Regions from separate parts of the Homo sapiens genome. Here region 1 is linked to region 2. The links are chromatin loops, found by intact Hi-C in ENCODE. Cell type or tissue: PC-3. All regions are shown on one strand.

Region 1 (2,500 bases), 84 kb before region 2:
CGGTCCGCGGAGCCCGCTGCAGCTCCCGCTCGCTCCGGACGCGGAATCGGGCAGCAGCGGGAGGCGGCCCGGAGAGCCGAGGTAGGCGCGGGGAATCGGCCCTGAGGCTGGTGGAAGAAATGTGTGAATTAAAGGGAGTGCAGCGTGCAGGGTGGGCCGCGAGTCGGGAGTGCAGGGCTCGGGACAGGGTGGGGGCGGGGAGGACAAGAGACTCGTCAGCGCACTTTCCACCCGGCCGGTTCCTTCCCGAGCCCTCTCCCTCCCCCGGCCCGCGGGAGCACAGATCCCTGAAAGCGGAGCTCCAGATAGGAATGTCTGCATCATCTTGGCAGGGCCCAGACGGGAGAAGATGCTCTGCTGCCACGGACGATCCCTCCCGCTCTCCTAACTCTTCTCTGAACACCTCGCACCCCCACGGCCCCCCGCCCCTCTCTTAATCTTGGCCACGCTCCCTGAGGGGTCAGACCTGGGGTGGGAGAGCAGAGAAAGCGGGGCTGGCAGAGACAGGGGTGAGGGCCGGGAGAGGCGATGACATCATTCCCTGGCAGCTGGCGGGGAGAGGGTGGGGACGGAGGGGTCCCCCCGACCTGAGCCGAGCCCTCCCTTCCCAAGCCCATCCTCCTTTCTTTGGGATGGTTCACCCCACCTGGGCGCCATTCAAAGGAAGTTTGCGCGTAACTCGGGGCGTCCTTTCCCCGGCCGGGTGCTGTGCCCGGCCCGCAGTCGGTGTTTCTTCTGGGCCTGGGGGCGGCGTGGAGCCGGCGGCTCAGTCCCCTCAGTCCCAGGCCTTGGCAGCCGCTTTGTTCACGCCGGGCGCGGGCCGAACCCGAACCTCAGCTGCAGCACTGGCAGCGCGCACCGGCCACGCGTGGGTTCCCGGCCACGGCCGGGCCAACAAGGGAGGGTCCCGTGAGCAGCCAGGCTGGCCCTCCCCGGGCCTGGGTGAGCTCCCAAAGCTGGAGCGCAGGGCTCTAGGCCGGCCCCGCCCCGGGGCTGGGGGCTTCCCGCCCGTTTGTCTCATTTTAACTTTTGGGGGCAGCTCTGTCCCGAATGGTGAGTGGTCCAGACTCTAGAAAGGGGTTTGGTCGCTTGAGCCCGGATTGAGGCTTGGGACCTTTGCTCTCTTGCTGGGGACGGAAGGGGGCGCGCTGGGCAGGAGAGGGGGCGTCTCGGTCGGGTCTCCCTGGGCTCGGGCATCTTCCCACCCTGCGGAGCCGGGTCTTGCGCTGCGTGCCCCGAACAGGCCCGGGCACACCGAGTCCCGTTACTGGTCTTCAGGCGAAATTCCAGGACGGGTGTGCATTCATCAACCTGGGAGTCTCTAGGAGCCAGAGATGACTGGCTCTACATTTTAATGCGTAATCACAGAGAAACTAGCACGAGAAAAGGACAGAGGGACCGACCCAAGCTTCAGAGACATGGAATAATATGATCCTGGTTCATAAGCCTTGAAAAGCTCCCCTCCGCCAGGTTAAGGAATGGTGTCACCAGCCTTGGCTGTGAGGATAATTTCTTGATTTGTGTTATGCAGGCTCCTGTCAGGACTGTCTCCTTAACTCCCACTACCTAAGGAAAAGATAGCCAGAGAATTGTCCAGGGATTTGGGTTTGGGTTGCTTCTAGAAAGACAGCATCTTTCTTGCTATTTTTTTTTTCACATCCCCCCAAAACAATTTTTTTCCCCCTTCAGACTTGGCAGACTTTGATTTAGATAAGAGGTTTGAGTTAATTTGATTTTCCCCATGTCTGTTTAGATCAATGGATATAGGAGATAGTTTGAAGCTAATGTACCCCTATGCCTTTGTGTGAGTGTAAGATTTATAACTTGAGGGAGGCAGTTAATAAATAGCACATCCTTGAACCATAAACATACGAGATAGACAAGAGCTAGATAATAAACAGTTTTTCCCCCAATCCCTAAGCTTTACTTATTTTTTTTACTGATTCTTGTACTTTGTCATTAGAAAAAGGAGTGGGGTTGGTTTCCCAGTGACCGCATTCATTAAGAAACTGGGCATGTACAGCAAGTAGCAAAATATGCCAACATCCACACCATCTCTGGCTATGTGAAAACTTGGTGCCCTGTGTGAGGAGCATGGGGGATGGTTGGAAATAATGCAGCTTTATTTTTATTGTGATTGTTGGAATTCATGAATCATAAAATTCTGATAGCTGGGATGGTGTGGTAGCTCACCTGCTTTAAATAATGTAATAACGACAGGCCCAGTCTGTCCCAGGTGAGGACCACTGACTTAGTAAACAATAAACAGGTGTCCTACTCATAGTAGCCTTAGTGTTGCTTCAGTAGATCCTTATGAGCTCTAGATAGTTTTTAGTTGACTTTTAATATTTTTAAAGGTAACAATAGGCCGGGCATAGAGACTCACACCTGTAATCCTAGCACTTTGGGAGGCCGAGGCGGGCAGATCACGAGGTCAGGAGTTCGAGACCAGCCTGACCAACGTGGTGAAACCCGGTCTCTACTAAAAATACAAAAATTA
Region 2 (2,500 bases):
AGCACTTTAGAGTCCAAAGCCGGGCAGATCGCTTGATCCCAGGAGTTCAAGACCAGCCTGGGTAATATGGAGAAACCCATCTCTACCAAAAATACAAAAGTTAGCCAGGCGTGGTGGCGTGTGCCTATAGTCCCATCTACTTGGGAGGCTGAGTTGGAAGGACTGCTTGAGCCTAGGAGCTGAAGCTATGTGAGCTATGATCGAGCCACTGAATTCCAGCCTGGGTGACAGAGCAAGACCCTGTCTCAAAAAATGAAATGATTCTAGCTTAAGGGGGGGAAAAAGTGAAATACGTCGGATATTTATATATTGTTTACTATGATTCTTTAAATCTAAATTAAATATGTTCTTTACTCAGAACCCTACATGACATTACTCTAGAAAGTCATCAGGAGGTTTTATTTATCCCTTTAAATGTTGAAATAATAAATATGATAAATCTACCATGTCTTCATTCTTTTTTCATACAAATTTTGTATCCATATATCTACTCTGACTTTTATTCCTCCCATTTTCTAATTCTTTTTTTTTTTTTTTGAGACAGAGTCTCACTCTGTCACCAGGCTGGAGTGCAGTGGTGCAATCTCGGCTCGCTGCAACCTCTGCCTCCTGGGTCTCCTGCCTCAGCCTCCTGAGTAGCTGCGATTACAGGCATGTGCCACCAGGCCCAGCTAATTTTTGTATTTTTAGTAGAGATGGGGTTTCACCATGTTGGTCAGGCTGGTCTCAAACTCCTGACTTCATGATCCGCCCACCTCAGCCTCCCAAAGTGCTGGGATTACAGGTGTGAGCCACAGTGCCCCGCCCCCATTTTCTAATTCTAAGATAAGTTAGAGGGACATCTTTCTTTCATCTGTTTTGCAGCAGGGCTTTTTGTTTTTTTGGGGTTTTTTTTTTTTTTTTTGAGACGGAGTCTCCCTCTGTTGCCCAGGCTGGAGTGCAGTGGTGTGATCTCAGCTCACTGCAGCTTCCACCTCCCAGGTTCAAGTGATTCTCCTGCCTCTGCCTCCTGAGTAGCTGGAAGTACAGGCACGCACCACCACGCCCAGTTAATTTTTTGTATCTTTAGTACAGACGGGGTTTCACCATATTGGCCAGGCTGGTCTCAAACTCCTGACCTCGTGATCCGCCCTCCTCGGCCTTCCAAAGTGCTGGGATTACAGGCATGAGCCACCACACCCGGCCTACAGCAAGGCTTTTTAACCCAAGGTCCTTGGGTAGGCAGGCTTCATTAGGTGTTTGAACTCTGAAATTACCTACAAAATTATGTGTGTAAGATAACGTTCATCCATTTCTCAAAGGAGTTTAGGGAAAAAATATTTAAGAAACACTGCTCTAAAATTTTTTGTTTGATTTCTTTTTTGCCCCCTGTTTACTGATCTTAAATTTAGTTTAACTCTTAAATATGGATAAGGTTTTAAAAAGTTATTTGGGCTCCCTCTGCTGGTTCTGTATGGAATATGAGAACACAAATATAGGCTGCTTAGAGGATTTGGGCATTGTTTCTTCAGAAAGTAAATCTGGGATTATAGAAATGTATAAAAAGAATAAATATAACAAAAATATTTTATTTCTTAGGATCATTATTTATTTTTTACAGTATAAATACACAAATTGTGTTTCAGTCTGTATATATTTTATATATATATGAGTGTGTATTCATTTTTGGTCTATAATTAAGAATTATACAGTACAGCTACCATATGATCCAGTTAATTCTACTAGTGCTTATATATCCGAGGAAAATGAAATCAGAGGCTGGGCACAGTGGCACACGCCTGTAATCCCAGCACTTTGGGAGGCTGAGGCGGGCGGATCACGAGGTCAGGAGTTTGAGACCAGCCTGACCAACATGGTGAAACCCCATCTCTACTAAAAATGCTAAAATTAGCCAGGTGTGGTGGCATGCATCTGTAGTCCCAGCTACTCAGGGGGCTGAGGCAGGGGAATCACTTGAACCTGGGAGGCAGAGGTTGCATCACTGCATTCCAACCTGGGCAACAGAACAAGACTCCCCGTCTCCCCCACAAAAAAAAAAAAAGAAAAGAAAATGAAATCAGTAGCAATATCTGCATTCCCATGTTCATTGCAGCACTATTCATAATAGCCAGGATACGGGATCAGCCTAAGTGTCAACAGATGAATGAATAAAGAAAATATGAGATATATATATATATACATACATACACACACAGTGGAAAATTATAATCCTGTCATTGTGACAACATGGATGAACCTGGAGGACATAATGTTAAGTGAAATAGGCCAGGCACAGAAAGATAAATACTACAGGATCTTACTTATATGTGCAATATAAAAAAGTTGAACTCATAGTAGAGAATAGAATGGTGATTACCACGGGCTAGACGGGGAGAGGGAAAGTTGGGGAAATGTTAGTCAAAGCATATAAAATTTCAGACAGGAAGAATAAGTTCAAGAGATCTGTTGTACAACATGGTGACTATAGTTAATAACGATGTACTATATACTTGAAAATTGC

What was found. A loop is a pair of places that touch in the nucleus more often than their neighbours do. Peaks named below come from ENCODE experiments on the same cell type or tissue, not always from the same donor. Only the 100,000 strongest peaks of a DNase experiment are listed, where the experiment ranks them.
Region 1: a loop joins it to region 2, with 2.3 times the contacts of the local background. A loop is called at or near these places in 23 of 110 quality-filtered maps.

Annotation. Positions count from the first base shown.
Region 1 is chr4:168,832,091-168,834,590 of GRCh38, forward strand. The region is part of intron 10 of PALLD (palladin, cytoskeletal associated protein); the gene reads left to right. LOC124900809 (a long non-coding RNA gene) reads right to left here. Exons shown (of 2, transcript XR_007058361.1): 1 at 647-2,500. Among named protein-coding and RNA genes, the nearest start is that of CBR4, 180 kb to the right of the region's middle. RefSeq lists an enhancer at 1-453. In PC-3, a CTCF peak has its summit at 1,122 (motif pointing right); no DNase peak of the experiment used is centred here; H3K4me3 peaks cover 2,131 bases; H3K27ac peaks cover 506 bases.
Region 2 is chr4:168,916,163-168,918,662 of GRCh38, forward strand. The region is part of intron 17 of PALLD (palladin, cytoskeletal associated protein); the gene reads left to right. It also overlaps a transcript of CBR4 not described here. Among named protein-coding and RNA genes, the nearest start is that of CBR4, 93 kb to the right of the region's middle. In PC-3, a CTCF peak has its summit at 1,388; no DNase peak of the experiment used is centred here.